2 separate regions of the Homo sapiens genome follow, and region 2 is linked to region 1. Evidence: chromatin loops called from intact Hi-C (ENCODE). Cell type or tissue: B cell. All regions are shown on one strand. Links, peaks and the distances in the headings refer to the core of each region. The heading gives the core; the rest is flanking DNA.

Region 1 (15,290 bases), core at 3,839-11,838:
AAAACAAAAACAAAAAGAAACCCTAGTCTGATAGCCCAGGCTGTCCCAGCCAGCCTGCCCAAGGCAGCAGAAATTAACTGGCAGGCTGGAGGCTGGAATGGCCATTGTCAGGGCTAGGAGCCAGGGATGAGGACTGGGGGACCCAGGGGCTGGACATGAGGAGATCTGGGTTAGGTAGGGCTTGGCTCTCTGTGTGACTGCAGGCAGGTCACCTTGCGTCTGAGCCTGTTTTGTCATCTGAGACTCTGGGAGACAGCCCATCCCCACACCCTACCACAGTCCTCAATCACGTCCTTCCTCTGGCCTGAGGGTGAGCCCTCCTTTCCTGCTACCCCTGGTTCTAAGGTCTACCAAGACCTCCTTTGACCTGGCATCAAGCTTGGAGCATGCCATACATGGGAGGTCCCTGGGGCCAGCAGAGAGGAAGCATTCCCACAGCACAGTCACTAGAAGCCGAACTGACAGTCTCAGTAGGAAATGAGTTATTTGTCATGCGGGGTGTGCAAGACATATCAGTTTCCAGATCCATGTTCCCAAACAGAGGAGAGTCTAAGGTATTTATTCCAGCAAGGGATGTGGGTACAGTGCGACAAAAAGATTCCACCCAGCGGGGGTGGGAGGACAAGACGCCCCGTGTCCTCAGGACTCCTGAGTCTGCAACTATGGGGAACTTGATCCTGACAGAAGGAGAACTTTCCGGTTCAGATGATCAACAACCAGGATTAAGCTGGCCCAGATAGTCCCAATTCAGGAAACTTCCTGAACATGGGGAGGGGCCTAGGGAGCCCAAAGGCAGGTGGTCAACTTCTATCAAACATGAAATGAGGCCGGGCGCGGTGGCTCACGCCTGTGATCCAGCACTTTGAGAGGCTGAGGTGGGAGGATCACGTAAGGCCAGGAGTTTGAGACCAGCCTGGGCAACAGAGCGAGACCCCATCTCTACAAAAAAAAAAATGTAAACATTAGCTGGGCCTGGTGGCATGTGCCTATGGTCCCAGCTACTCAGGAGGCTGAGGTGGGAGAATCACTTGGCCCAGGAGGTCTAGCCTGCAGTGAGCGATGATCAAACCACTGTACTCCAGCCTGGGTGACGTGGCAAGAATTTTTCTCCAATAATAATAATAATAATAACAACAACAACAGCAGGCCGGGCACAGTAATCCCAGCACTTTGGGAGGCCAAGGCGGGTGGATCACGAGGTCAGGAGATCAAGACCATCCTGGCTAACACAGTGAAACCCCATCTCCACTAAAAATACAAAAAGTTCTCCGGGCGTGGTGGCGGGCACCTGTAGTCCCAGCTACTCCGGAGGCTGAGGCAAGAGAACGGTGTGAGCCCGGGAGGCGGAGCTTGCAGTGAGTAAGTGGAGATTGAGCCACCGCACTCCAGCCTGGGCGACAGAGTGACACTCTGTCTCAAAAATAAATAAATAAATAAAAAATAACGAAATAACAAAAACCCCAACCCTCTCCAGGCCCGTAAGACCCCCTGCCCACCTCTCCCTCCAGCTCCCCCTCCCTCCCCGTCTGCTACTCAAACACTCCAAGCTGATTTTTATTTTTATTATTTTTATCTTTTAGACAGAGCCTCACTCTGTTGCCCAGGCTGGAGTGCAGTGGCTCGATCTCGGCTCACTGCAATCTCCGCCTCCCAGGTTCAAGTGATTCTGCCTCAGCCTCCCAAGTAGCTGCGACTACAGGTGCCCACCACCATGCTCAGCTAATTTTTGTATTTTTAATAAAGACAGGGTTTCACCATACTGGCCAGGCTGGTCTTGAACACCTGACCTCAAATGATCCACCTGCCTCGGCCTCCCAAAGTGCTGGGATTACAGGTTTGAGCCACCGCGCCCGGCCCTCCAAGCTGATTTTTACCTTGGGGACTTCTCATATACTATTCCCCCTGCGAAAAGGCTCTTCCCCCATTGGTGGTTTCTCTTTACCCCCTGGCCTCACTTTTTCAGAGCCACTCCAACCTCCTGGCCAAAGTTGCCACCCCCTCCATCACTCCCTCTCCTATCTCTCTGTTCTGTAGTCTTCCTAGCCCTCATCACGCTCTGAAATTACTACTTAGATGTTCATTTGTTTGTCTGACCCTCTGTGGGCAGGGCCAGATCCAGGCTCTGACCCCCGCCCCAGCATGCAGCAGGCATGAGGGTGGTTGACTAAGTGACTGGGGGACCACTGCTCTGCCTACTTTGATGTGGATGAAGACTCCTCTTTTTTTTTTTTTTTTTGAGACAGAGTCTCACTCTGTTGCCCAGGCTGGAGTGCAGTGGGTTGATCTCTGCTCACTGCAAGCTCCGCCCCCCGGGTTCATGCCATTCTCCTGCCTCAGCCTCCCAAGTAGCTGGGACTACGGGCGCCCACCACTACGCCTGGCTAATTTTTTTTTTGTATTTTTAGTAGAGACGGGGTTTCACAGTGTTCGCCAGGATGGTCTCGATCTCCTGACCTCGTGATCTGCCCACCTCGGCCTCCCAAAGTGCTGAGATTACAGGCATGAGCCACCACGCCCGGCCTTTTTCTTTTTTTTTTCTTTTCTTTTTTTTTTTGAGACAGCATTGTCCAAGCTGGAGTGGAAAGCCTCGATCTCGGCTCACTGCAAACTCTGCCACCCGAGTTCAAGCAATTCTCATGCCTTGGCCTCCTGACTAGCTGGGATTACAGGCACCCATCACCACGCCCAGCTAATTTTTGTATTTTTAGTAGAGACAGGGTTTCACCATGTTGCCCAGGCTGGTCTTGAACTTCTGACCTCAGGTGATCTGCCCATCTTGGCCTCCCAAAGTGCTGGGATTACAGGCGTGAGCCACCATGCCCAGCTCAGATGAAGATTCTGATGGGGGTGGAGGTGTCATCCCTTGCACTTGCTCCCAAGACCTCCTAGAGTCAGACGTGTCCCCCATGCAGAGTCAAATGCTAGGTCTCTATCTCTCAGTGTCTCTGTCTGTTTCATTCTGACTCTCACCATCTTTTCTTTCCCATCTCTGTCTCTCTCTCAATATCTGTCTTGCTTACTGTCTCTGTCTCTGTCTCTCAGTCTTATTGCCTCTGTACTTCTGTCTCTTTCTCCCTGTCTCTGTCTCCCTCTGCCTCTGATTCTCTCACTATCTCTCTTGGCTACCATCTCTCTGTCTCTTTGGGTCCCTGACTCTCTCACCATCTCTGCCTCCTGCCCTGGCCCGGCCAGCTGGGGGACAAGGGGTGACAAGCAGTCAGGGCGCCCGCTGCTTGTTTTCCCACCCACGCTGGCAGGGAGCCCAGCCCAGCCGGGCCACTGTTCAGGAATCCTCCAGCCTCCCCGCTCCAGCCACCAGGCGCGGCCACCGCCAGCCTCTCCTCCCAGCACATTCTGTCCCAAGCAAAGAGCGCCAGAGATGGGGTGGGGGTGGGGGTGGGAGGGGGACGCATTCCTGCTGAGCTCCAGTTACAGGACAGCTTGTCCTGGTGGCCCCACCAGCACAACCTCCTGATGGCTCCCCATCCTGCTGTGGGGTTAGACCTTCCTGAATGAAGCCAAAGCCCCTCTGCCAGTTCGTGCCCACCTCAGGGCCTTTGCACCAGCCATACCTTCCACCTGGCACTCTGTCTCCCTAGATCTCCCCAAGACCTCCTCCGCCTGCACATCTGAGACCTCACATCACCTTCTCAGCAAGTCCCCTCTGTCCCTAGGCCCGGGCACCCCAAATTCCCCTCCTGCTGCCCCAGTGCATTTAATTTCCTGGTCCTCCCCATGTCCCTGGGGTTACATATTCACTTGTTTGTTGATGTGGTGTCTATTACACCAGGTCCCCACTGTGTCCCAGCACCCTGAACACACAGTAGGTGGCTTAGTGAAGGTTTTTACAATTGACATCTATTCCTCCCAAAGCTCAGCCCGCCCAGGCTCATCCATGTGGATCCACAGTTCTGACCACCCCACCTCTGCCTCACCCTGCCTCCGCCACCCCTGCACCCTAATGCAGCAGGATTTCCCAAGCCCCCCTGCCTTGGCCCAGGGAGTTATCTCCACCAGATCCACCTTTCTGAGCGAGGAGCTGGGTGCATTGAGGGGCAGGGGCGGCTGGAGTTCAGATGCACCTTTTGAGCGAGGGGCTGGGCCTCTCTGTCGCTGGGCTCCAGGCACAGGGCAGTCATGATGTACACACACACGTGCAAACACACACGCACACACATAAGCCTGTCAGCAACATAGAAACACCAGCCAGTGAACTCGGGCACAAGCAGCCGGGCACAGAGTGTTCACCAGGTGCTCACATGTGGAGTACCCCAACTCCTAGGAGGATGCGGTTATGGCCTGGATCCTACAGGTGGGGCCCAGACATGGGCTTTGAACCCACGCCAGGGTATGCACAAACCTATCCAAACACACGCGTGTCTGCCCTAGCTTCCCTCACCCGGGAGTCACCCCCCCACCCCCCACCTTGTTTTTGATGTTCAGGAAAGTCCCCAGAAAGCACTGGGCCCGGGCAAGGGGCCAGGAGGAAATGGTGACTCAGCCGGTGGCCATCAGTGCCTGCCACGCTGGGCTGGGTGGACTGCGCGGCCCGATCTGGGAGGATCCACAGAAAACAACAATAAAAGATGAGGGCGTGGGTGCGGGGTAAAAAGGACTCAGCCCAAGAATGATCAGAGAGGGGATGGATCCCCCTGTGCTCCAACACTTCAACCCTGCTGGGCCTGATTGACAAGTGGGGAAACTGAGACACAGGGAACAAGTGACTTCGCCAAGGCCCACCAGCCAAGATGGTACAGGCAAGGGGATCCCTAAGTCCTTAACACAGGGGTCTGGAGGAATGTCTACCTGCCCTGCCCTTTTTTTTTTTTTTTTTTTTGGAGACAGGGTCTCACTCTGTCCGTCAGGCTGGAATGCAGTGGCATGATCTCAGCTGACTGCAATCTCCGCCTCCTGCCTCAGCCTCCCAAGTAGCTGGGATTACCGGCGCCTGTCCCTATGCCCAGGTAATTTTTGTATTTTTAGTAGAGATGGGGTTTCACCATGTTGGCCAGGCTGGTCTCAAACTCCTGACCTCAGGTGATCTGCCCACCTCGGCCTGCCAAAGTGCTGGGATTACAGGCGTGAGCCACAGTGCCCGGCTCCCTGCCCCACTTTCTGAGACCCAGATCCACTTCCTGGTTTCCTGTGTGGTCATGTGACCACACTTGGCCAATTGGAGCCTTTTGTTATCACAGGCACAGGGATTGGGTCAGGGCTGGGCACGTGATCCTGCCTGAGCCAATCATGCTACGAGTTTGGAGACTCCCTGGAAGAAGGCCTAGAAGTAAGGAAAACCATCTTGGACGCATGATGATGGCAGTGGATCAGAGTCCCAAGGACACTGGTGAAGATCAGAGCAGGACTCACACAACCTCAGATCCCTGTGGAGTCAGGGTGGAACCAGAGGGAAGGCTGAAGGCTGGAGGGTCCTGAGAGGCCTTGCAGAAAGAGAGGACATTGGAGCTGGGGCTTTGATGGATGAAGAGGAACTAGGGAAAGGCATTTCAAGCAGAGGGAACAGCCTGTGCAACCACAGCAGGCAGGTGGGAGCTAGGCGTGTCCTCAGCCACCCCAGTGGCCCCATGGGGCTGGAGCATAGAGAGGCATCTGCAAATGTGTTTATTTGTTTATTGAGACGGAGTTTTGCTCTTGTTGCCCAGGCTGGAGTGCAGTGGCGCAATCTTGGCTCACTGCAACCTCCGCCTCCCGGGTTCAAGCGATTCTCCTGTCTCAGTCTCCTGAGTAGCTGGGATTACAGGCGCACGCCACCACGCCCACCTAATTTTTTGTATTTTTAGTAGAGACGGGGTTTCACCATGTTGGCCAAGCTGATCTTGAACTCCTGACCTCAGGTGATCCACCCGCCTTGGCCTCCCAAAGTGCTGGGATTACAGGCGTGAGCCACTGCGCGTGACTATTTATTTATTTTTTTAGATGGAGTCTCACTCTATTGCCCAGGCTAGAGTGCAGTGGCACGATCTTGGCTCACTGCATCCTCCGCCTCCCAGGTTCAAGTGATTCTTCTGCCTCAGCCTCCTGAGTAGCTGGGATTAAAGGTGCCTGCCACCACGCCCGGCTAATTTTTGTATTTTAATAGAGACGGGGTTTCACCATGTTGGCCACGCTGGTCTTGAACTCCTGACCTCAAGTGAGCTGCCCGCCTCAGCCTCCCAAAGTGCTGGGATTACAGACGTGAGCCACCGTGCCCGGTTTAAATGTGTTTATTTGTCTCTGTGCTCAATTCTCCCACCTACAAGCCCCCTAAGGGCAGGACCGGGTTTGCTTTGTTGGTGGCCAGCAGTTGTCCATTAATGTTTGTGATACAGGTGAACCAGGCCACGTGAAGCCTTGAACCGGGGCTGAGAGCCAGCGCTTTCTTTTGGGGACACAAAACAGGCAGGATGGGCAGGGGGTGGTGAATAGAAAAGATTGGGTACATAAGGCAGAAGAGCCTGGGGCTTTATAGGGGTGGCCCCTGAAGCCTGTGACCCAGGAGGGACCAGGCCCAGGCCACAGTCCAGGCAGGAGAGGGCGTGTCCCCATCTGTGAACCCCCACCCCCAGACCCTGGCCATGGTGCTTAGGAGGGAGGCAGCATGGAGCTTCGGGTCTGGGCTCTGGGACCACCTCTTCCTCCCTGTGTGACCGTGGGCAAACGACAGCACCCCTCTGAGCCTCAGTTTCCTCATCTGGAGCTTGACTTCACTGTACGTCAGTGTCAGGACTGGGCACAGAGTGGGTGCAGCGTCTGTGGGGCAGCATGGGGGTGCTGAGGCAGTGGGTGAGGGGTAGGCTCGTCTGGAACATGCCGTTAGCAGTTCCCAGCCTCTTTGAAAACAGGAAACCGGCTCTCATGGGAGCCCCCAGCTGTGCTTCCTGAGTCTCCGCGTGACGTGCGCGTGCTGGGGCAGTGTGGGCAGGCATGTGTGTGTTTGCGTGTTTGCAGGCGGCCTGGAATATAGGTGGATCCGCCTGCGTGTGCATATGTGTGTGTGTGTGTGTGTGTGTCGGGCCGCACGTGGCATTGCCCAGAGGCATGTACACACACAACCGTTACCTGTGCTCGCATGTGGAGCTATGGATCTCAGCCAGTGTGGGAAGCAGACAGTGGGTTGGTTGGGGCACTTTTGAGTCTGGGTCTAAGTGTTAAGTCTGTGTGTCCGTCAGCAGAGGTGACTGGTGTGTGCTGGGACTGACTTGGGCCGGCAGAGCCTGTATCGTGGCCCTAAGGCCTCCGAAACCCCAGGTCAGCCCTGATTCAGCTGCTGATGTTGGCTTTATTTATTTATTTATTTTGAGACAGGGTATTGCTGTGTTGTCCAGGCTGGAGTGCAGTGGTGCCCTGTTAGCCCACTGTGGTCTCGACCTCCTAGGCTCAAGCTATCCTTCCACCTCATCCTCCTGAGTAGCTGGGACAACAGACACACACCACCACACCCAGCTAATTTTTGTATTTTTTGTAGACATGGAATCTTACTACGTTGCCCAGGCTGGTCTCCAACTCCTGAACTCAAGCGATCGGCCTGTCTCAGGCTCCAAAAGCACTGAGATTACAGACATGAGCAGTGGCCACTTTTTTTTTTTTGAGACAGTCTCACTCTATTGCCCAGACTGGAGTGCAGTGGTACAATCATATCTCACTGCAGCCTCGACCTCCCAAGCTCAAGTGGTCCTCCTCCTTCAGCCTCCCAACCATCTGGGACCACAGACACAAGCCACCATGCCCGGCTAACTTTTTTTTTTTTTTTTGAGATGGAGTCTCACTCTGTCACCCAGGCTGGAGTGCAGTGGCAAGATCTCGGCTCCCTGCAACCTCTGCCTCCCAGGTTCAAGTGATTCTCCTGCCTCAGCCTCCAGAGTAGCTGGGATTACAGGCATGCACCACCACATCTGGCCAATTTTTTATATTTTTGGTAGAGACGGGGTTTCACCATGTTGGCCAGGCTGGTCTCAAACTCTTGGAGTGATCATCCTGCCTCAGTTTCCCAAAGTGCTGGGATTACAGGCGTGAGCCACCATGCCTGTAATTTTATTTTTTTTATTATTTTTATTTTTGTAGAGAAACATAGGTTTCCCTATGTTTCCAGGGCTGATCTCAAAATGAGATCCTCCTGCCTCGGCTTCCCAAAGTACTGGGATTATAGGAGTGAGCCACCATGCCTGGTCTACAACAGGTTCATTGTCACCTCAGGGCCTTTTATTTTTTTTTTCTTTTTTTTGAGACAGAGTTTTGCTCTTGTTGCCCAGGCTGGAGTGCAATGGCACAATCTTGGCTCACCACAACCTCTGCCTCCAGGGTTCAAGCGATTCTCCTGCCTCAGCCTCCCAAGTAGCTAGGATTACAGGCATGCGCCACCACTCCCGGCTAATTTTGTATTTTTAGTAGAGATGGTTGTTCTCCATGTTGGTCAGGCTGGTCTCGAACTCCTGACCTCAGGTGATCTGCCCGCCTCGGCCTCCCAAAGTGCTGGGATTACAGGTGTGAGCCACCACGCCCGGCACCTCAGGGCCTTTCTACGTGTTGTTCTTTCTGCCCAGATAGCTCTTCCTCTCGCTCATTACAAAGCCTGCACGTTCTCTTCCTGAAGATGTCAGTTTAAGCATCCACTCCTTAGAGACCTTTCCACCTCTTCTTGTTTCTTGTTTTTTTGTTTTAATTTTTTGACAAGAGTCTTGCAGGCTGGAGTGCAGTGGCGTGATCTTGGCTCACTGCAGCGTCTGCCTCCCAGGTTCAAGCAATTCTCCTGCCTCAGCCTCCCCAAGTAGCTGGGACTACAGGCATGTGCCACCACAGCCAGCTAATTTTTGTGGTGGTGTTTTTTTTTTTTTTCCCGAGACGGAGTGTTGCTCTGTCGCCCAGGCTGGAGTGCTGCTCTGTCGCCCAGGCTGGAGTGCAGTGGCACAATCTCGGCTCACTGCAAGCTCCGCCTCCCGGGTTCACGCCATTGTCCGGCCTCAGCCTCCCGAGTAGCTGGGACTACAGGCACCCGCCACCACACCCGGCTAATTTTTTGTATTTTTTTGTAGAGACAGGGTTTCACCGTGTTAGCCAGGATGGTCTCAATCTCCTGACCTCGTGATCTGCCCGCCTCGGTCTCCCAAAGTGCTGGGATTACAGGCGTGAGCCACCGCGCCCAGCCTAATTTTTGTGTTTTTAGTAGAGACGGGGTTTCAACATGTTGGCCAGGCTGGTCTTGAACTCCTGACCTCCAGTGATCCACCCACCTCAGCCTCCCAAAGTGCTAGGATTACAGGTGTGAACCACTGTGCTTGGCTCCTTTCACCTCTTTCACAAAAGCTGCCCTATTCTCCCTCTCAGTTCCTTCCAATTCCTTGCTTTGCCTTTCTCACAGTTTGTGATTACAATGTATTGACAGGTTCACGGCCTGTCTTCCACCTCCCCTCGGTACTGGGAGCTCCAAGAGGGCGGGTCATAGCATGCAGTAGGTGCTCAATAAATTTACTGGCTGGGTGTGGTGGCTCATGCCTGTATAAAGCACTTTGGGAGGCTGAGATGGGAGGATCCCTTGAGGCCAGGACTTTGAGACCAGCCTGAGCAACATGGTGAAGCCCCATCTCTACTAAAAATAAAAATAAAAAAAATTAGCCAGGCATGGTGGCACACACCTGTAGTCCTAGCTACTGGGGAGACTGAGGTGGGAGGATTGTTTGAGCCCAGGAGGTTGAGGCTGCAGTGAGCCGTGATTGCACCACTGCACTCCAGCAGAATGGGACCCTATCTCTAAAATAAATAAATAATATAAAAATAAATGCAGTATGCTAAATGAGAGTGCCTGCACAAGATGCAGAGAGCCAGGAATGGGGAGGTGGAAGACAAGGGCCCTCCCTCAGTAGCTGCTCAATTAGTGTATGATGGATTAATGAAGCTCAGAGTAAGACCTTGACCCACTGGTCCTGGACTCCTAAAGAGGAGTCTTCTGGCCTCATCCCTAGCCTCCTGGCCCCAGATCACACTGTGTGAGCAGCCCCTGGAGCCTGCTTGGCAGGGGAGGAACAGAAGTCCCTGCTCAGTTATTTGCACACTGGCTTCTCCCACGAAGTCCTAACATCGCAACTTCAAGTGCCCTTTCCTTTCAGACCCCAGGCCTGGAAAGGTCTTTATTTTGGCCACCTCAGCCCATTGCATGGAAGGGATATCCAAGGTCAGAAGCAATCCCGTCCCTGTGTCCAGGTTGAGCATGTCCCTCCTCTGCTCACACACCCTCCGTGGCTCCCTATTACCCTCAGGAGAAAGTCCAGCTCCTCAGCTCAGCAGTCACAGTCCAGCCTGAGTGTGGCAAGATCATTTTTCCTTTGTCTAATTCTCAGTCACTCTTTGGGTCTCATCTTGGTTATGTTTCCCAGTATTGACCATTGACACAGTCCCAGGACACACTAACTGCTGTCAGAAACCAAATGTTCATTGCATTAATCTTGTCAGAACATCAGGCTGAATACGACTTTTATTGTTGTTGTTAAGAGACTGTGTCTGGCTCTTTCACCCAGGCTGGAGTACAGTGGTGCAATCATGGTTCACTGCAGCCTCAACCTCCGGGCTCAAGCGATCCTCCCACCTTAGCCTCCCGAGTAGCTGGGACTACGCACACTACCACACTCAGCTAATTTATTTATTTTTTATAGAGATGAGGTCTCACTCTGTCGCCCAAGTTGGAGTGCAGTGGTACAGTCATGGCTCACGCAGCCTCGACCTCTGGGCTCATGCGATCCTCCTACCTCAGTCTCCTGAGTAGCTGGGACTACAGGCACACAGCACCACACCTGGCTAAGTTTTTTTTTTTTTAATTTTTTGTAGAGACAGGTCTCACCATGTTGACCAGCCTGGTCTCGAACTCCTGGACTCAAACGATTCCTCCCCACTCTGCCTCCCAACGTGTTGGATTACAGGCATGAGCCGCCACGCCCATTAGGATATGACTTTTTTTGTTTGTTGTTTTGTTTTTTGAGACGGAGTTTCGCTCTTGTTGCCCAGGCTGGAGTGCAATGGCACGATCTCAGCTCACTGCAACCTCCGCCTCCTGGGTTCAAGTGATTCTCCTGTCTCAGCCTCCCTAGTAGCTGGGATTACAGGCATGTGCCACCACACCCATCTAATTTTGTATTTATTTTTAATAGAGATGGGGTTTCTCCATGTTGATCAGGCTGGTCTCAAAGTCCCGACCTTGGCCTCCCAAAGTGCTGGGATTACAGGCGTGAGCCACCATGCCCGGTCTAGGATATGACTTTTACAGAGTAAAAAGACTCACAGTTTGCATTGCATGTGACCACTGTGGACCATTGACTATTAACAGAGTATTAAATTCAATATAAAGAACAGTGACTGCCCAAGAGCTTAGATCAGGAATAGGCAAACATTTTCTATAAAGGGCCAGATAGGAAATATTTGAAGCTTTGCCGGCTACACAGTCTCTTTTGCAATTACTCTACGCTGCGGCTGTTTGAAAGCATTCATATACACAAATAAGTGAGCATGGCTGTATCCCAGGAAAACTTTGTTCATGGACACTCAAGTGTGAATTTCATGTAATTTTCACATGTCATCAAATAGTCTTCCTCTGGTAGTTTTTCAGTCATTTTAAAATGTAGGCCAGGTATGGTGGTTCTTGCCTGTAATCCCAGTGCTTGGGGAAGCTGAAGTGAGAGGACCGTTTGAGGCCAGGAGTTCAAGACCAGCCTGGGCAACATAGGGAGACCCCCTCCTCCATCCTTACAAAAAGTTTTAAAAATTAGCTGGGATGCCTGTAGTCTCAGCTATTCAGTAGGCTGAGGTGGGAGGATCACTTAAGCCTGGGAGTTCGAAGCTGCAGTGAGCTATGATCCCGCCACTGCATTCTAGCTTGGGTGACTGAGAGAGATCTTGTCTCTAAAAAAAAGGAGGGAGCCAGGGCCGGTCATGGAGACCATCCTGGCCAACATGGTGAAACCCTGTCTCCACTGAAAATACAAGAAAGAAAGTAAAAAAAAAAAAAAACCCAAACTAGCTGGGCGTGGTGGCAGGCGCCTATAATCCCAGCTACTCGGGAGGGTGAGGCAGGAGAATCGCTTGAACCCAGGAGGTGGAGGTTGCAGTGAACCGAGATGAAGGCACTGCATTCCAGCCTGGGGGATAAGAGTGAAACCCATCTCAAAAAAAAAAAAAAAAAAAGGAGCCAGGAGCGGTGGCTCACACCTATAATCCCAGCAGCACTTTGGGAGGCTGGGGCAGGCGGATCACTTGAGACCAGGAGTTCTAGACCAGCCTGGCCAACATGGTGAAACCCTGTCTCTACTAAAAATACAGTAATTATCTGGGTGTGGTCCCAGCTACTCGGGAGGCTGAGGTGGGAGATTAGCTTGAACCTGGGAGGCAGAGGTTGCAGTGAGCCGAGATTACGCTGCTGCATTCCAGCCTGGGCGACAGAGTGAGACTCTGTCTCAAAAAAAAAAAAAAAAAAAAAAACGGAAAAAAAATTGAATACTGTTTTGGGGTCATGGTTAAAGCTGAAGTTTACCAACCCCTGATGGGTCATAAGTGTCATGATTTGTGTTTACAGAGTATCAGAACTTTGTTTAAAGTTACCAGCTGATAAAATATGAGGACAGGTTTATGGCTAACAGGGTTTCATCATTGACAGATAGCAAGTATCAGGATTAGTCTTTTTTCACAAAGTATCAGAACACAGCAAGCTCTGATGGCTAATCAGGTGTCAGAACCTGGGTTTAAGTCCAACCCTGCCTTGGGGCCCACGGCACCGCGGTAACCACCAACTACTGTCCACTCTCAGGATACTGTTTACTAAGTATCGAGTGACAGGCTGATGGCAAAGTATCGGGTCATGGATGTCACACTGTGAGTTGGGCACTGTGACAGCGTCTCTAGATGCCAGCTGTTTACAGTGACAGGAGACTGGCTGTTTACAGGGGATGAGTCAGCCCCACTTCCAGATACCCAAGTCCAGATGGCGGGTAGGATTGGCACCTCTCCAGGTGTTTACAGGGTACTGAGGTCCTGGCAAGCTGGGCTTCTCTCCTGCGGCCACCTCTAGCCAGGGTGGGGAATGAGTCCCCTGAAGGCTGTGGGACCCATGATCCTGGTTAGATTCTCCTTCTGCTTGTCCCTGGCTGTGCTGCCTCAGGCACATTACTTAACCTTTCTGGGCCTCTGCCACCTCATCTGTAAAATGGGCATGATGGTGAAGCCAGGTTGCCAGATAAAATATAGGCTACTCAGCTAAATGTGAAGTTCAGATCAATATTGAATTTGGTTTTACTGTAAGTATATCCCATGCAACATTTGGGATATACTTATACTAAAAAAAAATTATTCATTGATGCTATGGTTTGAATGGTCCCCCAAAGTTCATATGTTTGAAACTTAATCCTCAAAGCAGTCCTTTCAACCTTGTCAACCTGTCGGCGCGGCCTCTGGTGCAGTGGCGGCGGCTCCTGTTCCTGCCGCAGCTCTCTCCCCTTCTTACCTCCCCACCAGATCCCGGAGATCGCCCGCCATGGCTTTACTTACTGCGGCCGCCCGGCTCTTGGGAACCAAGAATGCATCTTGTCTTGTTCTTGCAGCCCAGCATGCCAGTGCTTCCTCCATGAATTTGAAAGACATATTGGCTGACCTCATACCTAAGGAGCAGGCCAGAATTAAGACCTTCAGGCAGCAACATGGCAAGAAGGTGGTGGGCCAAATCACTGTGGACATGATGTATGGTGGCATGAGAGGCATGAAGGGATTGGTCTATGAAACATCAGTTCTTGATCCTGATGAGGGCATCCGTTTCTGAGGCTTTAGTATCCCTGAATGCCAGAAACTGCTACCCAAGGCTAAGGGTGGGGAAGAACCCCTGCCTGAGGGCTTATTTTGGCTGCTGGTAACTGGATGTATCCCAACAGAGGAACAGGTATCTTGGCTCTCAAAAGAGTGGGCAAAGAGGGCAGCTCTGCCTTCCCATGTGGTCACCATGCTGGACAACTTTCCCACCAATCTACACCCCATGTCTCAGCTCAGTGCAGCTGTTACAGCCCTCAACAGTGAAAGTAACTTTGCCCAAGCATATGCACGGGGTATCAGCCGAACCAAGTACTGGGAGTTGATTTATGAAGACTCTGTGGATCTAATCACAAAGCTACCTTGTGTCGCAGCAAAGATCTACCGAAATCTCTATGGAGAAGGCAGTGGTATTGGGGCCATTGACTCTAACCTGGACTGGTCTCACAGTTTCACCAACATGTTAGGCTATACTGATCATCAGTTCCCTGAGCTCATGCACCTGTACCTCACTATCCACAGTGACCATGAGGGCGGCAATGTAAGTGCCCATACCAGCCACTTGGTGGGCAGTGGCCTTTCAGACCCTTACCTGTCCTTTGCAGCAGCCATGAACGGGCTGGCAGGGCCTCTCCATGGACTGGCAAATCAGGAAGTGCTTGTCTGGCTAACACAGCTGCAGAAGGAAGTTGGCAAAGATGTGTCAGATGAGAAGTTATGAGACTACATCTGGAACACACTCAACTCAGGACGGGCTGTTCCAGGCTATGGCCATGCAGTACTAAGGAAGACTGATCCACGATATACCTGTCAGCGAGAGTTTGCTCTGAAACACCTGCCTAATGACCCCATGTTTAAGTTGGTTGCTCAGCTATGCAAGATTGTGCCCAATGTCCTCTTAGAGCAGGGTAAGGCCAAGAATCCTTGGCCCAATGTAGATGCTCACAGTGGGGTGCTGCTCCAGTATTATGGCATGATGGAGATGAATTACTACACAGTCCTGTTTGGGGTGTCACGAGCATTGGGTGTACTGGCACAGCTCATCTGGAGCCGAGCCTTAGGCTTCCCTCTAGAAAGGCCCAAGTCCATGAGCACAGAGGGTCTGATGAAGTTTGTGGACTCTAAGTCAGGGTAAAACTGGAGACTGGGGGAAAGTGACTACCAGAAAGTGAGGAAGCCTAAATAAAAAGTATACTTTTGTTTCAGGGGGCCTTTAAAGACTTAAGATTAAATTATATCTGAGGCACTGATAATATGTTTGAGGTTAAAATATAAATTAAGACTTTAAAAGATGAAAAATGGTCCCTTCTTCCCTAATCAGCTCCTTTCCCCTGCCTGGTATGAGTTGCCCATCACAGGCATGGTCCTGGAGGATGACCAGGACTAATGCATGTGGTATGAGTAGGTTTGGCCCCCTCACTATCTCTAGAGTGAGAATCTGGCTCCTGTTTCCATGGCTCAAAGCCGGTTGCAGAGAATCTGCAGTCACTTCGGAGCTTTAGCTTCTTCTCTGCCAAGCC
Region 2 (15,290 bases), core at 4,322-12,321, 270 kb after region 1:
AAAAAGAAAAAAGAAAAGAAAAAAAAATTAGCCAGGTGTGGTGGCAGGTGCCTGTAATCCCAGCTAGTCGGGAGGCTGAGGCAGGAGAATCGCTTGAACCCGGGAGGTGGAGGTTGCAGTGAGCCGAGATTGCGCCATTGCACTCCAGCCTGGGCTACAGAGTGAGACACTGTCTCAAAAAAAAAAAAGAAGAAAAAAAAAATAGGCTGGGCGAGGTGGCTCACACCTGTAATAAGCACTTTGGGAGGCTGAGGCGGGCAAGTCATCTGAGGTCAGGAGTTCGAGACCAGCCTGGCCAATATGGCAAAACCCTGTCTCTACTAAAAATACAAAAATTAGCCAGGCATGGGGAGCGCACCGGTAATCCCAGCTGCTCTGGAGAAAGGAGAATCACTTGAACCCAGGAGATGGAGGTTGCAGTGAGCTGAAATCATGCCACTACACTCCAGCCTGGGCAACAGGGCAAGACTCCATCTTAAAAATAATAATAATAATAATAATAATAATAATAATAATAATAATAAAGACCTGGCCTGGCAGGCCTGGGATTCAAATTGCCAGGGCAGGGAACTGGAGGTGTGGGTTTGTTTTGTCTCTAGATTGGTTAGGAAGGTGTCTGTCTGCCTATTGGAGTGTGTGTCTGTGTGTGCACCTGTGTCTGTCTGTATTCGTGTTGTATAGACAGACGCAGGTACACACAGATACATACTCAGATCCATGGGTCTCTGTGCTCTCTAGCCCAGGTTCTATCCTGGACAAAGAGATCCCTAGTGGGACAAGATCCAGCCCGCAGACCTGTAGCCAGCCCTGCCCTGGGAACCCCTCTCTGGGTCCCGTGCAGTGGGGCCAGAGTGGAGGAGACGGGGTCATGCCTCTCCCTGAGGCAGGAGGTGAGTGGGCGGCCTACAGAGGCCCTGCCCTGAACTTGGGCCTCAGCCTTGGCAGCTGGGGAGATGGTCTGGTGAATGGTAGGCTGAGACAGCCTGAGCTGAGTGGAGCACTTTCCTGCAGGCAGGCAGGTGAGATACAGAGGCCTGTCAACCTCTCTGAGCCTCAGCTTTTCCTTCATGAAAATTGAGCAAATAAACCTACCTACTTTGTGGAGTATCGCGATTTTTTTTTTTGAAATGAAAGGCCTCACATATTTATTACTGAACCCAGCCAACCCACACGTTCATAACAGATTCAGAGAGGAAAACACGTCGAACTCTCCAGATAGTGGTGACACTTTCAGTTTGATATGCTAACGTGATCGTGACCTTCAGACAGCATAAATATGTGTGCCATCTCATGTGCAATTCCTTATAGACCCAGCTTGGTTCTTCTCCAGTGTCCTTTTGGAGTTGTACCTGATTTTATTTCCAGTTTTCATCCAAATCCACTGGGGAATGGGACGATTTTGCTTTTGTTTCTTGTCCAGGAATCGCTTAATCCTGAAAGTCTTGTAGGAAGATATGGCGAGAAGTGGAGTCAAGAACACACCACGATGGTGCAGAAAGGAAAAGCATTGCGATTTTTATTGGATTTGAAGAAATAGTAAGGGGTCAGGCTGGGTGTGGTGGCGCACGCCTGTAATCTCAGCACTTTGGGAGGCTGAGGCAGGTGGATCACGAGGTCAGGCGTTCGAGACCAGCCTGGCCAACATAGTGAAACCTTGTCTCTACTAAAAATACAAAAATTCTCCCGGTGTGGTGGCGCACGCCTTTAGTCCCAGCTACTTGGGAGGCTGAGGCAGGAGAATCACTTGAACCCAGGAGGAGGAGGTTGCAGTGAGCCGAGATCGCGCCACTGCACTCCAGCCTGGGCAACAGAGTGAGACTCCAACTCAAAAAAAAAAAAAAAAGAAAGAAAAAACAAATAGTAAGGGGTCAATAAATGCTTTCTATGATTGTATTATTTGCCCAAATGTAACTGCAGTTCTTTGGTTTTGAGTTCTCTCAGCTTGGAATACCCTTACACTCTTGGCGAACTCCTACTCATCCTTCAAAACCCACCACCTTCTCCAAGAAACCCTTCCTGACCATGTCCCCTAGGACCGTCGTCAATCCTCTCCATCTGGCTAAGACCTGTCTGTCCCTTATCTGTGTCTTGTTCTGTCTCCTCCATAGAAGGGGAGGGGAGGTCTTCAGGACTGGATGGGGAAGGCCTCTCCTGGCCCCTAAGTGTGGGAAGCTGCCTTTGCCACCCCCAAGGGCTCCTTTCTTCTTTTTTTTGAGATGGAGTCTCGCTCTGTCGCCCAGGCTGGAGTGCAGTGGCTTGATCTTGGCTCACTGCAACCTTCCCCTCCTGGGTTCAAGCGATTCTCCTGCCTCAGCCTCCCTAAATAGCTGGGATTACAGGCATGTGCCAACACGCCCGGCTAATTTTTTGTATTTTTAGTAGAGACGGGGTTTCACGATGTTGGTCAGGCTGGCCTTGAGCCTGACCTCATGATCTGCCCGCCTCAGCCTCCCAAAGTGCTGGGATTACAGGCTTGAGTCACTGCGCCTGGCCTCCCTTTTTCTTTCTCTTCGCATTTTCTGTTGCTCCACCTCAATGCCCTTTCCTACCCTCTCCTTCCTCCTCCCAGCCAGAGAGCCCTCTGGGACACCCCATTCCTGTCCTTCCATTTATCCCAGCCCTGACACCACAGCAGCTGTTGGTCCAGCTCTGTTTTCCCAGAGTGGGGGTTCCTCCGGGGCAGATCTGAAGCCACTTTGGACATATGGGGCGGAGGGTGTCTCTAACGCCATCAGCTAGTCCCATACAATGAACTAGAGAGAACTTTCATTCATTCAATCCACATACACTGATTGAGCCCCTACTGTAAGCCAGGGGAAAGGGCACACATGAACAAGACCAACATCTGCACCTTTGTAGGTCCCCACACCAAGGGAGAGCCAGACCGGCGCAGTTTTCAGGAGAATCAATGGTGTCCCCGCCATAGATGGTAGTGGAGGGGGCTGATATTTTAGAGTTTGGGTAATCTGGGAGGGGTGGCCCAGGATGTAACACCAAGTGACAGACAAGCTGGACTTAATTGCCAATTATTGGGGGATCAGAGGGTTCCGGTAATAGGAACAGCCAGTTCAAAGGCCCCGGGGCAGGAACCAGTTGGACACATTTCTAGAAGGTGGGGAGGCAGGTGGGACTGGATTGGGAAGCCAGTGAGTGCCAAAGGAAGAGAAGGGGAGTGCCGAAGCCTCCACCTCTGCTCAGGAGGGATTTACCCCCAAGGCAATGAAAGTTGCAGATGAGGTTGGGGCAACACTAGGGCTTGGTCCGGGACTCTGCATTTTCACCTTTATCTCAGCAGCAGCTCCACGAGTGGTGAGGGACGTTATCCCACTTCTCAGGGCAGTGTCTGGAGGGGGCGCGCGACGTGCCCAGAGTCGTACAGGCCAGGCCAGAGAGAACCCTGCCCTCCAAGCAGAAGCCGAACCTGACGCCCCGCAGCCGCCGGGGTTTGAATCGCTGCGGCTGTAGTCCTTCCCCAGCGCAGAGATTTATTGTTTAAAGCAACCTGCAGGCCGGGCACAGTGGCTCAGGGCAGTAATCCCAGCACTTTGGGAGGCCAAGGAGGGAGGGTCGCTTGAGCCCAGGAGTTTGAGACCAGCCTGAGCAATCTAGTGAGACCTCTTCTCTACAAAAATAAAAAAGTTCGCTGGGCATGGTGGTACACGCCTGTGGTCCCAGCTACTTGGGAGGGTGAGGTGGGAGAATCGCTTGGGCCCGGGTAAGTTGAGGCTGCAGTTTAATTTTTAGTCTTTATTTGAACACCCAGAAACCAAAAATCACGTTGATAAATCGGAAAGCCCCAAAGAAAACCGAGTTAAGCAGGCAGCCGAAGGGGTGAGGTGGAGCCAGGCACTCACGACCCCACAGCGGGGAGGTGGGGCTTGTGAGGACCCTAATCCAGCGCTTAGGACCCTTAGGCTCGCAGAGGCGGGACTTGCAGGGAAAGTGCCCCGACTGCCGGACCCCCGCAGGGCGGTCGGGAGTGGGGCGCCAGACTCGGGCTGGGGGCGCTGTCTGGCCCGCACATTCCTGAGGATCAAGTTACCCGAGAAGGCTGAGGCCTCTCTGTTCCCCTCCTGCCAGGCTTCCGCCCTCTCCAGGAGCAGGAACCGCAGTCTGTCCCCAGTCCAGCGCAGGTGTCTGCCCAGCCTCTCGGAGGGGACCCAGGCCCTGCCCTCTGGACTGGCACCGGATCCCTCCTGCCTCATAAAACCATTTTACAGATGAGGAAACTGAGGCACAGCCCCCCTTCAGCATTGATGGAACCAGATTGAACCTGGCTCTGCCAGCTTTATGACCATTTTTACTAACTGGGCAGGCCTAGAAGAATGGTTCAGTCAAGTGTTTGTTGATTGACTGACCATCTAGAATCAGTCTCCAAAGCCTCTTATTATAGCACAAGGAGAAAAGAACTTCCCATACCACTTACCCTCCTACCCCACCCTAGGACAGACAGGACCCCTGCACTTATCCAGCATGCATTTAATGTGCACTTCCTGTATGCCCAGGCCTGGGTTAGGCCGTTTCACAGGTAGATACTGGAGAACCAGAGGGTTTGGGGATCAGAAGGTAGTGAATTTGCTTTCTTTAGACCAACTTCAGAAATTGGTTTGGGCCAGGCAAAATGGCTCACCCCTGCAATCCTAGCACTTTGGGAGGCCGAGGCAGGAGGACTGCTTGAGGCCAAGCATTCAAGACCAACCTGGCCAACATAACATGACGATACCCCCGTCTCCAAAAAAAAAAAAAAAAAAAGAGGCCAGGCACCGTAACTCATGCCTGCAATCCCAGCACTTTGGGAGTCTGAGGCGGGCGGATCATGAGGTCAGGAGATCGAGACCATCCTGGCTAACACGGTGAAAACCTGTCTCTACTAAAAATACAAAAAAAAAATTAGCCAGGCGTGGTGGGCAGGTACCTGTAGTCCCAGCTACTGGGGAGGCTGAGGCAGGAGAATGGTGTGAACCCGGGAGGCGGAGCTTGCAGTGAGCCAAGATCGCACCACTGAACTCCAGCCTGGGTGACAGAGTGAGACTCTGTCTCAAAAAAAAAAAAAAAAAAAAAAAAAAGATAAATTGGTTTGTAGTCTGAGCAGGGTGGCTCATGCTTATAATCCCAGCTCTTTGAGAGGCAGAGACAGGAGGATCTCCTGAGCCCAGAAGTTCAAGAGCAGCCTGGGCAACATAGCAAGAACCCATCTCTACAAAAAGATAGAAAAATTAGCTGGTTGGGAGGCTGAGGCGGGCGGATCACAAGGTGAGGAGATCGAGACCAGCCTGGCCAACATGGTGAAACCCCATCTCTACTAAAAATAGAAAAATTAGCCGGGTGTGGTGGCGCATGCCTGTAATCCCAGCTACTCAGGAGGCTGAGGCAGGAGAATCGCTTGAACCTGGGAGGCAGAGATTGCAGTGAGCTGAGATCGTGCCACTGCACTCCAGCCTGGGCAACAGAGCGAGACCCTGTCTCAAAAAAAAAAAAAGCTGGTTTGGTTTTTTGTTTCTTGGTTGTTTTGGGCCAAACTCACATACCATCATTCATCGATTCAACCATGCTTTTTTTTTTTTTTTTTTTTTTGGAGACAAAGTGTCACTCTGTCTCTGAGGCTGGTGTGCAGTGGCACGTTCTCAGCTCACTGCAATCTCTGCCTCCCAGGTTCAAGCAATTCTAGTGCCTCAGCCACCAGAGTAGCTGGGATTACAGGCACATGCCACCACACCAACTAATTTTTGTATTTTTAGTAGAGATGGGGTTTCTCCATGTTGACCAGGCTGGTCTTGAACTCCTCACCTCAAGTGATCCGCCTGCCTCAACCTCCAAAAGTTCTGGGATTATAGGCATGAGCCACTGCGCCCGACGACCATGCTCTATTGAGTGCCCGCTGTGTGCTGGGCAGGTGGGTTCTCACCGCCCAGAGGTGATGTTCTGGGGGACTGGAAGCAAGGTCATTTTAGAGAAGCATGCTGTAGGTTGGTCTCACGATTTTCCTTTAAGTTGGCCCCCTTTTCTGTTTTTACTTCAGTAAATACATTTTAAAAGGGAACCTTCATGTCACCACCAAGAATGGAAAACCAGTTTCTCTTGCTATAAATAGAAGGAAACCAAAAAACTATGAAATGAGAGCAAAGTCAGGCATTCCCACCTCAGGAACACTCAGGGCTGGGGCTGGACTTCGAATGTCTGAGTCTTATCAAAGGCAGGGAAGCCCCAAGCAGAAGGGCAGGAGGGGCCACAGGGACCCACTTGGCAGATGCTCCAGTCCCGTGGGTCCCAGCACACAGTAGGTGCTTGATGAATGTGTGTTGATCTGTTAACATGCAACCCATTATTGTAGGTGCCCCCCCCCACCATGATGTGTGGGTTTTGCCTGCATCCGACCACATACTCGTGGCTTTTCCAGGTACTGAGCCATTTCCCCGCTGACAGACTGAGGGCAGGGTGGTGCCTGAATGGGGAGGGGTGGGGGAGGTGGCAGGCAGCTGCCTCTTGGGCAGGGGACCCCACAGGGGCCTCTCTGGGGAGGCTTCGGTTTGGTTTGGTGACATGCCAGGATGCAGCTCTGGGCAAACGTTTATTTGCAGCCTTGGGGCTGTCCCCACCCACGGTCCTGTGGGCCCCTGACGTCTGTCCACACTGAGATGTGGGCCCCTGTGGCCCGCCGCCCTCCCTGGCTGTCTGTGGTGTGTGAATCAATGAATGAGTGAATGAGTAAAGGAATGAATGCAATAAGTAGCATAATGGATGAGTTCGTAGAATAATGAATGGATGAGTGAATTAATGAATGAGTGGAAGTATTCATGCTGCCAAGATGGGAAACCCATTCTCCAGGTATTCTTTTTTTTTTTTTTTAAGACACAGTCTTGCTCTGTCGCCCAGGCTGGAGTGCAATGGCACTATCTCGGCTCACTGCAGCCTCCACCTCCTGGGTTCAAGTGATTCTCCTGCCTCAGCCTCCTGAGTAGCTGGGATTACAGGCGTGCGCCACCACGCCCGGCTAATTTTTGTATTTTTGTAGAGACGGGATTTCACCATGTTGGCCAGGCTGGTCTGGAACTCCTGACCTCAAGTAATCCGTCCGCCTCGGCCTCCCAGAGTGCTGGGATTACAGGCGTGAGCCATCTAGATATGCTTTGTCCCCTTTTTTCGGATGGACAAACTGAGGCTGTCAGCCAAGAAAGGCTTCAGTATGTGGAAGGCAGATTCGAAGCCAGTTGGCCCTGCACATCGTGGGCTGCATTTCTGCACCAAGACTGGGGGTTCCTGGAGCGAGCTTAGGGGTCCGGACTGGTGCAGACGGGGCGCTGGACCTGGCCCCCAGCCAGCGGAAGGGATCTGGGCCCCAGATGGGGAGTAGATGGAACTGGAGGCAAGGCAGGCGGCAGGGGGTGAAGAGGCCGCTGCCCCAGGCTGCGGGGATGGGGAGGCACCGGCAGGGTCCGCGTTGATTCAGAAAGGACCCCAAGGAAGGAGCAACTTTGGGGGACCCCAAAGTTGTCTGAGTGGTATCAAAGGCCGTGCACATGGGGCCCTTAAGCGCTACAGCAGGGGCAATAGTGGAGAGACCCCACGCCTTCCCGCCTCCCGCTGCCCCCGCATCCCCTTCCTCCCGCCTCCCGCCTCCCCCCTGCTCCTCGCCTCTCGCTCTCCCGGGGAGGAAGTGGCGAGAATGCGGGGGTGGGCACCCTATTCTCACTTCCCCTGGGGAAGGGCGGGGCCTGCGGGGTCCTCTCCGCCGCCGGGAGACGGCATCTCCGCGTACAGGGGTGGGGGCGGGGAGCCCTAGGAGCTGGGCAGGCGCTGCTCAGTCCCTGGCCAGGTGACGTCCGTAAGTTTCCTGGTCTTCGATGGTTCTCGAATGAAAAATGGGGGGAAAGACATTGAGTTGGAAACAGCGAGTTGTTGGGGAGAGAGGACCCCACCCCGGGCCGGTACTAGCAGCCAGACACGGACACGCCCTGCCCCGGAGGGGTCAGGGCCAGGCCGAAGGGAGGGAAGTCGCAGTAAACACAGGGTTGGGTTGGGGCGGGAGGCGCATTCCAGGCGGAGGGAACGGCGCGGGCAGAGGCCTGGAGGCTGGTGGAGGCCTCCTGCCTCGCCTAGCTGCGGGGTCCTCAGCGTGTGGCCCCTCCCCTAATGGGAGGGGGGGAGAAAGGATCCGGGGGGAGAGGTCTCGGAGCTGTCGGCGGCAGTGGAAGAGTTAACTTCCCGGGGCTGCCGGACCCCGCCGCGAGCTGGCGGGTGGCGTCAGCGCCAACGTCAGGGCGAAGTGGTGCCGCGTAGACGCGGACGCTTCGGCCGCCCGGCCCCCACCCCACGCGGCGCTGGAGGCCGCGGGGATGGGGGCGGGGGCGGTCGGCCCTGCAAGCAATTTACTGGGCTCTGTGCAGAGAGGGAAATTGAGGCACGGGAACGGCCGTGGCCTGGCTGGTGCTAAGCCCGCTAGCCCGCGTCCCACACTACCGCCCCCTCCCAGCTCCTCCAGGTCGCCGGACGACCTGGAGCTGGTTTGGGCTTGTTTTCCATTGCGCAAATACCTGCGAATAAACGTTTGCCCCGAGCTGCGACTTGGCACATCACCACCTCTGCATGGCCTCAGTTTCCTCAACCGGATAATGGGGAGAGTTGACATTTAGTGTGGGCGCTGGGTTCGGCCTTGAAAAGGGGGTGTGGGAGGGGACTGCACCCCAAGAAAGAGGCTGGAGCGGGGACACCTGCGAGGCTGTCTGTGAATTCCGGGCTGGTTCTCCAGCCCCCTCCTCTCCTCCCGTCGCTCACTCCCCTCCTCTCCCTCCCCTTCCTGCTTCAGCTTCCCCTCCCCTCTTCCTTATCCCCTTCTCCCTCCCGTCTCCCCCGATCTCCTCTCCACCCCCTCTCTCCCTTTCCCCCGCCCGCCCAGCGAGGCCGCCCCACCGGACTGCTAATTAAATGCAGAGCTGGGGGGAAGGGACGGCGCGTGGTTAACCCCTTCCCCGCCGGGGCCCTGAACCGGGGATGGGGAAGGGTGTCCGCCACCGGAATTTCCTCCCCCCCAGGGGCAGGCCTTAAGCTCTAGGACAAGCCCATTTATTGAGTGGGTATATCGAGGCCAAAGGAACGGCCCCAACGTTCTGGGTGAGGCTGTACTAAATCGGGCCTCCTGATTGGAGGGCCAGAGCTTCGAGATAGCGGAAGAGAAAAGCAATATCGTGGCTTGGAAATAAACCAAGAGAAAAAAAAATGAGTTGGAAGGAGAGACAGCGGGAGAGGGAGGCTGGAAAAAAATCTAGGAGCAAGACAGAGACAGAGAGACAACCAGGTAAGGGAGGTGGAGCTCCGGGTGTGGCCTGGAGGCACCCAGGCAGGCTCCCGGTAGGAGGCGGCTTCCTGGAGGAACCTGTGGTGGAATAACTCCTGGCCCTGGTGTTAGCCTCCAGGCCTGGCTCACGCACTGACTGCTGACTTCTGATAGGGCCTTGTGGCCTGAAAGGAAGGTCATGCCTGCCTTTGGAGCCATCGGTCAACCCAAGTCCCCGCCCTGTCCCTGAAAACATCAGAGAGGAGCCCAGCGAAGCGAAGTGTGGGCTATGTGCTGTGAGGTGACTCAGTGGCCCCTCATTCTTGGGACGGGAACAACTGAAAGAAGTGAATGATATAAAGTCAGGTGGTGAGAAAGCAAATGACAGCAGGCGGAGGGAGTGTGGGGTGGGGGGGGCCAGAGGATCCATGATACCAGCAGCAGGGCCACCATGAGGATGCCCCAGGGAAGGGTGTTCCTGAAAGCTGGAGTAGCACGTGCAAAGGCCCTGGGGAGGAATTTGAGGTATTTGTTTGTTTGTTTTTTGAGAGGAGTCTCCCTCTGTCCCCCAGGCTGGAGTACAGTGGTGCGATCTCAGCTCACTGCAACCTCCACCTACCAGGTTCACGCGATTCTTCTGCCTCAGCCTCCCGAGTAGCTGGAATTACAGGCGTGCGCCACGATGCCCAGCTAATTTTGTATTTTTAGTAGACAGGGTTTCACCATATTGGCCAGGATGGTCTCCACCTCTTGATCTCGTGATTCGTCCGCCTCAGCCTCCTAAAGTGTTGGGATTACAGGCGTAAGCCACTGTACCCGGGCTGAATTTGAGGTGTGTTAAGGGAACATCCAGGAGGAGGCGTGGCGCAGGGTGAGGAGAGATGGAGGATTACAGGGGCCTCCAGATCCTAAGCAGGGAGGGTGGGGGGTGGCTTGAGTCCTTGGCCAGCCCAGGTGGAGCCTGTGACTGCTCTCCCTGCCTCACTTTTCCTACCATTATGCATGCTCCAGAAGCAGCAGGGGAGGCTTTGGGGATGTGGAGGTTGCCCAGGGTCACAGGGACCCCTGTTGTGCCCTCCGTCAGTGCCCCTCTGGCCTCCCCACACCCTCTGTGGCTCCCTGCTGTGGCCAGTCTTCCCCATCATCGCCCCTGGCTCTCTTCTCTCCTGCAGTCCAGCCACTCAGCCCTTGTACATGTCCCTCATCTGTTCTCACAATGCCCACCCCAGGTGACAACATCCTCCCAAGCCCCCTTCAGGAGATGGTGGGGCTGACACTAACAGGGGAGGGGGTGTAGGGAAGGTGAGCACCCTGGCCCCTGAGTGCTGCACACAAACTGTGTAAAAATAGCTGCTCCCCCTGCCCCCTGTGAGGAGGCGGCTGTGACGGTGGTGGCTGCAGTGACGGGGATGTGCCCAGAGAAGCATCCGGCAGGGCCAGTTGCCATGGTGATGCTGACTCAGCGGCAGAGGCAGGTAGCAGCATCTGGTACCCGGCCGGCACGCCTCTGCTTGGCCTACGCTCATAGCACCCTGTCCAGCCCCAACTTTCCAGCCTCCACCCTGGGGGTGTCTTCTGAGGCTGCAGAGGGGTGGGTGAGACCTCGGGAAGGACTGGACAAGTTCCTCCACCAGACACCACTCAGTCATCTGCTGGAAGGTGGGAGACGCTGCTTCTCATGGAGCGGACCTCAGTGTCAGGTCTTCCTCCCTCTATCAGCCATCCGCCCATCTACCTACTCACCCATCCATCCACTCATCCACCATCCACTCATCCCCCATCCATCCACCATCCACCCATCCATCTACCATCTGCCCATCTACCATCCATCCACCCACCTGTCCATCTATCCACCCATCCACCATCCACTCATCCCCCATCCATCATCCACCAATCAGTCCATCATCCACCCATCCATCCACCATCTACCCATTCATCCATCCATCCATTCCTCCACCCAGCGGCCATCCATCCATGCACCATCTACCCATCCACCATCTGCCCATCCACCATCCATCCATCTACCCACCATCCATCCATCTACCCACCCACCCATGCATCCACCATCCACCCATTCACCATCCACCCATCCACCATCCGTCCACCGTCCACCCATCCACCACCTAACCATCCACCAGCCATCCATCCACCTGTCTACCCACTGACCCATCCATCCACCATCCACTCACCCACCCATCCACCCATCCATCCACCCATCCACCTATCTACCCACCCACCCATGTATCCACCATCCACCCATTCACCATCCACCCATCCATCCACCATCTACCCATCCACCATCCATCCACCATCCACCTACCATCTACCCATCCACCATCCATCCACCATCCACTCATCCATCTACCATCTACCCATCCACCATCCATCCACCATCCACTCATCCATCTACCATCTACCCATCCACCATCCATCCATCCATCCACCTATCTACCCACCAATCCATCCATCCACCATCCACTCATCCACCCATCCATCCACCATCCACCCATCCACCTATCTACCCACCCACCCATCCATCCACCCATCCATCCACCCATCCACCTATCCACCATCCACCCATCCGTCCACCATCCACCCTTCCATCCACCAATCCACCTATTCATCCAGCCACCCATCCACTTACCACACACCCACCCATCCATCCATTCCTGTGTTCATCCATTCACTCAACATTTTTGGAGCACTTACCGTGTACTGACATCCTTCTGGGCACATGGTGGTTGCCACTGTCGATGCAGGCAGGGTATCAGCAGTCTGGGGTGCAGGGACTTGGGTGAGGACAAGGCCTCCTTGGCTACTTGGAGCCAGGCCTTGAGATGCTGAGGCCCTATCTCTTCCTTGTTCTCCTAGTCTTGCTCCCTCTCTCTTCCTGCATCTCTCAATCTCTCTGTTTTCCCATCTGAGTCCATCTTAGATCCTTCCCCATATCCCCAGGCCCCCCAGCAGCTGCCGTCTATTCCCCTCTTCTTCTCCCCACTCACTTGTTCCATGCCAGCTTTCCCTTGGGTACAGCTATGTATTCCCACCTCGGGGTCTTTGCACATGCTGTTCCCACTGTCTGGGAGACTCACTCACCTGGAATTGATCATATTTAATTCTTGGCTGGCTTTCTTTCTTTCTTTCTCTCTCTCTCTCTTTTTTTTTTTGAGATGGAGTCTCACTCTGTTGCCCAGGATGGAGTGCAGTGACGCAGTCACAGCTCACTGCCCCCTCCATCTCCCGGGTTCAAGCGATTCACCTGCCTCAGCGTCCCGAGTAGCTGGGATTACAGGCACACGGCACCACACCCTGCTAATTTTTGTATTTTTAGTAGAAACGGGGTTTCACCATGTTGGCCAGGCTGGTCTTGAACTCCTGACCTCAGGTGATCTGCCCACCTTGGCCTCCCAAAGTGCTCTGGGTTTACCATATTTAATTCTTGCCTTCCTTAATGTCTGCCTCTATCCCCATCCCCAGAGTATAAAGGCCAAAGAGCTGACCTGTGGTTCTTTCAGGGACCTATTTGTGCCTTCATATCTCCAACTACGAAATGGGTAAATGGACATGGTGCTAGCAGGATGACCTCATAACTGGGGCAGGGGTTGGGAGGAAGCCCTTAGACCTGTGCCCACTGCAGATTAAACACTCAGTAAACTCCCTTCCTTGGAAACAGCCCAAATGTCCATCAGCTGATGAAGGATCAACAAAATGTGGTCCACCCACACAATGGAATATGATGCAGCCACAAAAAGGCATGAAGCAGGCCGGGCACAGTGGCTCATGCCTGTAATCCCAGCACTTTGGGAGGCCGAGGCGGGCAGATCATGAGGTCGGGAGTTCAAGACCAGCCTGGCCAACATAGTGAAACCCCGTCTCTACTAAAAATACAAAAATTAGCTGGGTGTGGTGGCACACATCTGTAGTCCCAGCTACTCAGAAGGCTGAGGCAGGAGAATCGCTTGACCCGGGAGGCAGAGGTTGCAGTGAGCTGAGATCGCACCATTGCACTCCAGCATGGGTGACAGCATAAGACTTAAGACTCCATCTCCAAAAAAAAAGGCATGAAGCACTAGTCTGTGCTACCACGTGCACAAAACTCGAAAACACGATGCTGAGTGAGAGAAGCCAGGCATGAAAGGCCACACAGTGTGAGATTCCATTGATATGAAATGTCCAGGACAGGCAAATCCACAGAGACAGGAAGCAGCTTCCTGGTTGCCAGGGGCTTGGGGGAAGGGAATGGGGAGTAACTGCTGATGGGGACCAGGTCTCCTTTGGAAGGGATGAACATGTTCTAGAATTAGAGGCGATGGTTGCACAACAGTGTGTGTGTATTAAATGCCCCTGAATTATACACTTTAAAGTGGTTCATTTTATGTTATGTGACTCCTGCCTTACTTTATTTTAATTTTTTGAGACAGGGTTTCACTCTCTTGCCCAGGCTGGAGTGCAGTGGCATGATCTTGGCTCACTGCAACCTCCGCCTCCTGGGATCAAGCAGTTCTCCTGCCTCAGCCTCCCAAGTAGCTGAGATTACAGGTGTGCACCACCACAACCAGCTGATTTTTGTATTTTAGTAGAGACGTGGTTTCACCAGGCTGGTCTTGAACTCCTGGCCTCAAGCCATATGCCCACCTCAGCCTCCCAAAGTCATGGCTCCCATGAGCCACCGCGCCTGGCCTTCAATTTATTTTTTAGAGACAAGGTCTTCCTCTGTCGTTCAGGCAGAGGTCAAACCGTGCAGTGGTTCAATCTTGGTTCACTGCAGCCTGGTCTCCAGGGCTCAACCAATCCTCCCACCTCAGCCTCCTGAGCAGCTGGTACTTACAGGGGCCACGCCACCATGCCAGGCCAATTTTGTTTATTTTTTGTAGAGATGAGGTTTCACTATGTTGCCTAGGCTGCTCTCGAATCCACTTTCCTGGATTCAAGCGATCCTCCTGCCTTGGCCTCCCAAAGTTCTGGGATTATAGGCGTGAGCCACCACCATGCCAGGCACCTCAATTTTTTTTTTTTTTTTTTTTTGGAGACAGAGTTTCACTCTTTTTGCCCAGGCTGGAGTGCAATCGTGCGATCTCCGCTCACTGCAACCTCTGCCTCCTGGGTTCAAGCAATTCTTCTTCCTCAGACTCCTGAGTAGCTGAGATTACAGGTATGTGCCACCACACCTGGCTAATTTTGTATTTTTAATAGAGACGGGGTTTCTCCATGTTGGTCAGGCTGGTCTGGTCTCGAACTCCTGACTGCAGGTGATCCGCCGGCCTCGGCCTCCCAAAGTGCTGGGATTATAGGCGTGAGCCACCGCACCCAACCACCTCAGTTTTTTTTGTTAAGTACAGTACATTAGGTAAAAACGAAGGAAATCTGAATAAAGTAGGGAATTTAGTCATTACAAACAAAACAAAACTGCTTCTTAAGTGGTTCAGGGAGGTTGGTTCTCTGAAGGTGTCTCTAGGTTGACTCATCCTCTCTAAGGGAAAACAGAGGGCCAGGGAGGCCCTCACATCTACAGTGTGCCAGCCCTTGCCCGGTACCCTTACCCTTGCTTTTTGTTTTTTTTTGAGATGGAGTTTCACGTTGTCACTCAGGCTAGTGTGCAGTGCCATGATCTCGGCTGACTGCAACCTCTGCTTCCTGGGTTCAAGTGATTCTACTGCCTCAGCCTCCCAAGTAGCTTGGACTACAGGCATACACAGCCACGCCCGGCTAATTTTTGTATTTTTAGTAGAGACGGGGTTTCGCCATGTTGTGGCCAGGCTGGACTCGAACTCCTGACCTCAGGTGATCCGCCTGCCTCGGCCTCTCAAAGTGCTGAGATTACAGGCGTGAGCCACTGTGCCCTGCTCCCTCGCCCTCACTTTGCTCGCCAGCCAGCTGACTGCCTTTTCAACACACCCAGCACACACTTTCTTCAGTGCCTTGACACCTGCCATTCTCTCTAATTGGAAGCCTCAGGTGATCGAGAAACGCTGGATTCCACCCCAGCAGGTGGAACCGAGGTACAGTTCTGTGTGCTCTG

The links. A loop is a pair of places that touch in the nucleus more often than their neighbours do. Peaks named below come from ENCODE experiments on the same cell type or tissue, not always from the same donor. Only the 100,000 strongest peaks of a DNase experiment are listed, where the experiment ranks them.
Region 2: it touches region 1 in a loop (4-fold over the local background); 2 of 110 quality-filtered maps call a loop at or near these places.

The regions. Positions count from the first base shown.
Region 1 is chr19:18,017,125-18,032,414 of GRCh38, forward strand. It overlaps the pseudogene CSP3. Among named protein-coding and RNA genes, the nearest start is that of ARRDC2, 17 kb to the left of the region's middle. RefSeq lists enhancers at 4,540-4,589, 5,064-5,613. In B cell, for the core only: no CTCF peak of the experiment used is centred there; DNase peaks (open chromatin) are centred at 4,337, 5,367, 5,527 and 6,897; H3K4me3 peaks cover 2,352 bases; H3K27ac peaks cover 4,069 bases.
Region 2 is chr19:18,284,041-18,299,330 of GRCh38, forward strand. It overlaps LOC124904653 (a long non-coding RNA gene), which reads right to left and starts at 8,803. Exons shown (of 2, transcript XR_007067155.1): 1 at 8,532-8,803; 2 at 6,550-7,847. It overlaps LOC124904652 (a long non-coding RNA gene), which reads left to right. Exons shown (of 2, transcript XR_007067154.1): 2 at 1,421-1,893. It also overlaps the pseudogene RPL39P38. RefSeq lists enhancers at 3,652-4,495, 5,950-6,589, 7,869-8,507, 8,508-9,147, 9,148-9,786 and 2 more, cis regulatory regions at 6,239-6,607, 7,187-9,742 and silencers at 6,642-6,691, 7,372-7,801, 8,252-8,421, 9,376-9,578, 10,663-10,845 and 1 more. In B cell, for the core only: no CTCF peak of the experiment used is centred there; DNase peaks (open chromatin) are centred at 6,551, 7,731, 8,221, 10,701 and 2 weaker places; H3K4me3 peaks cover 3,188 bases; H3K27ac peaks cover 5,516 bases.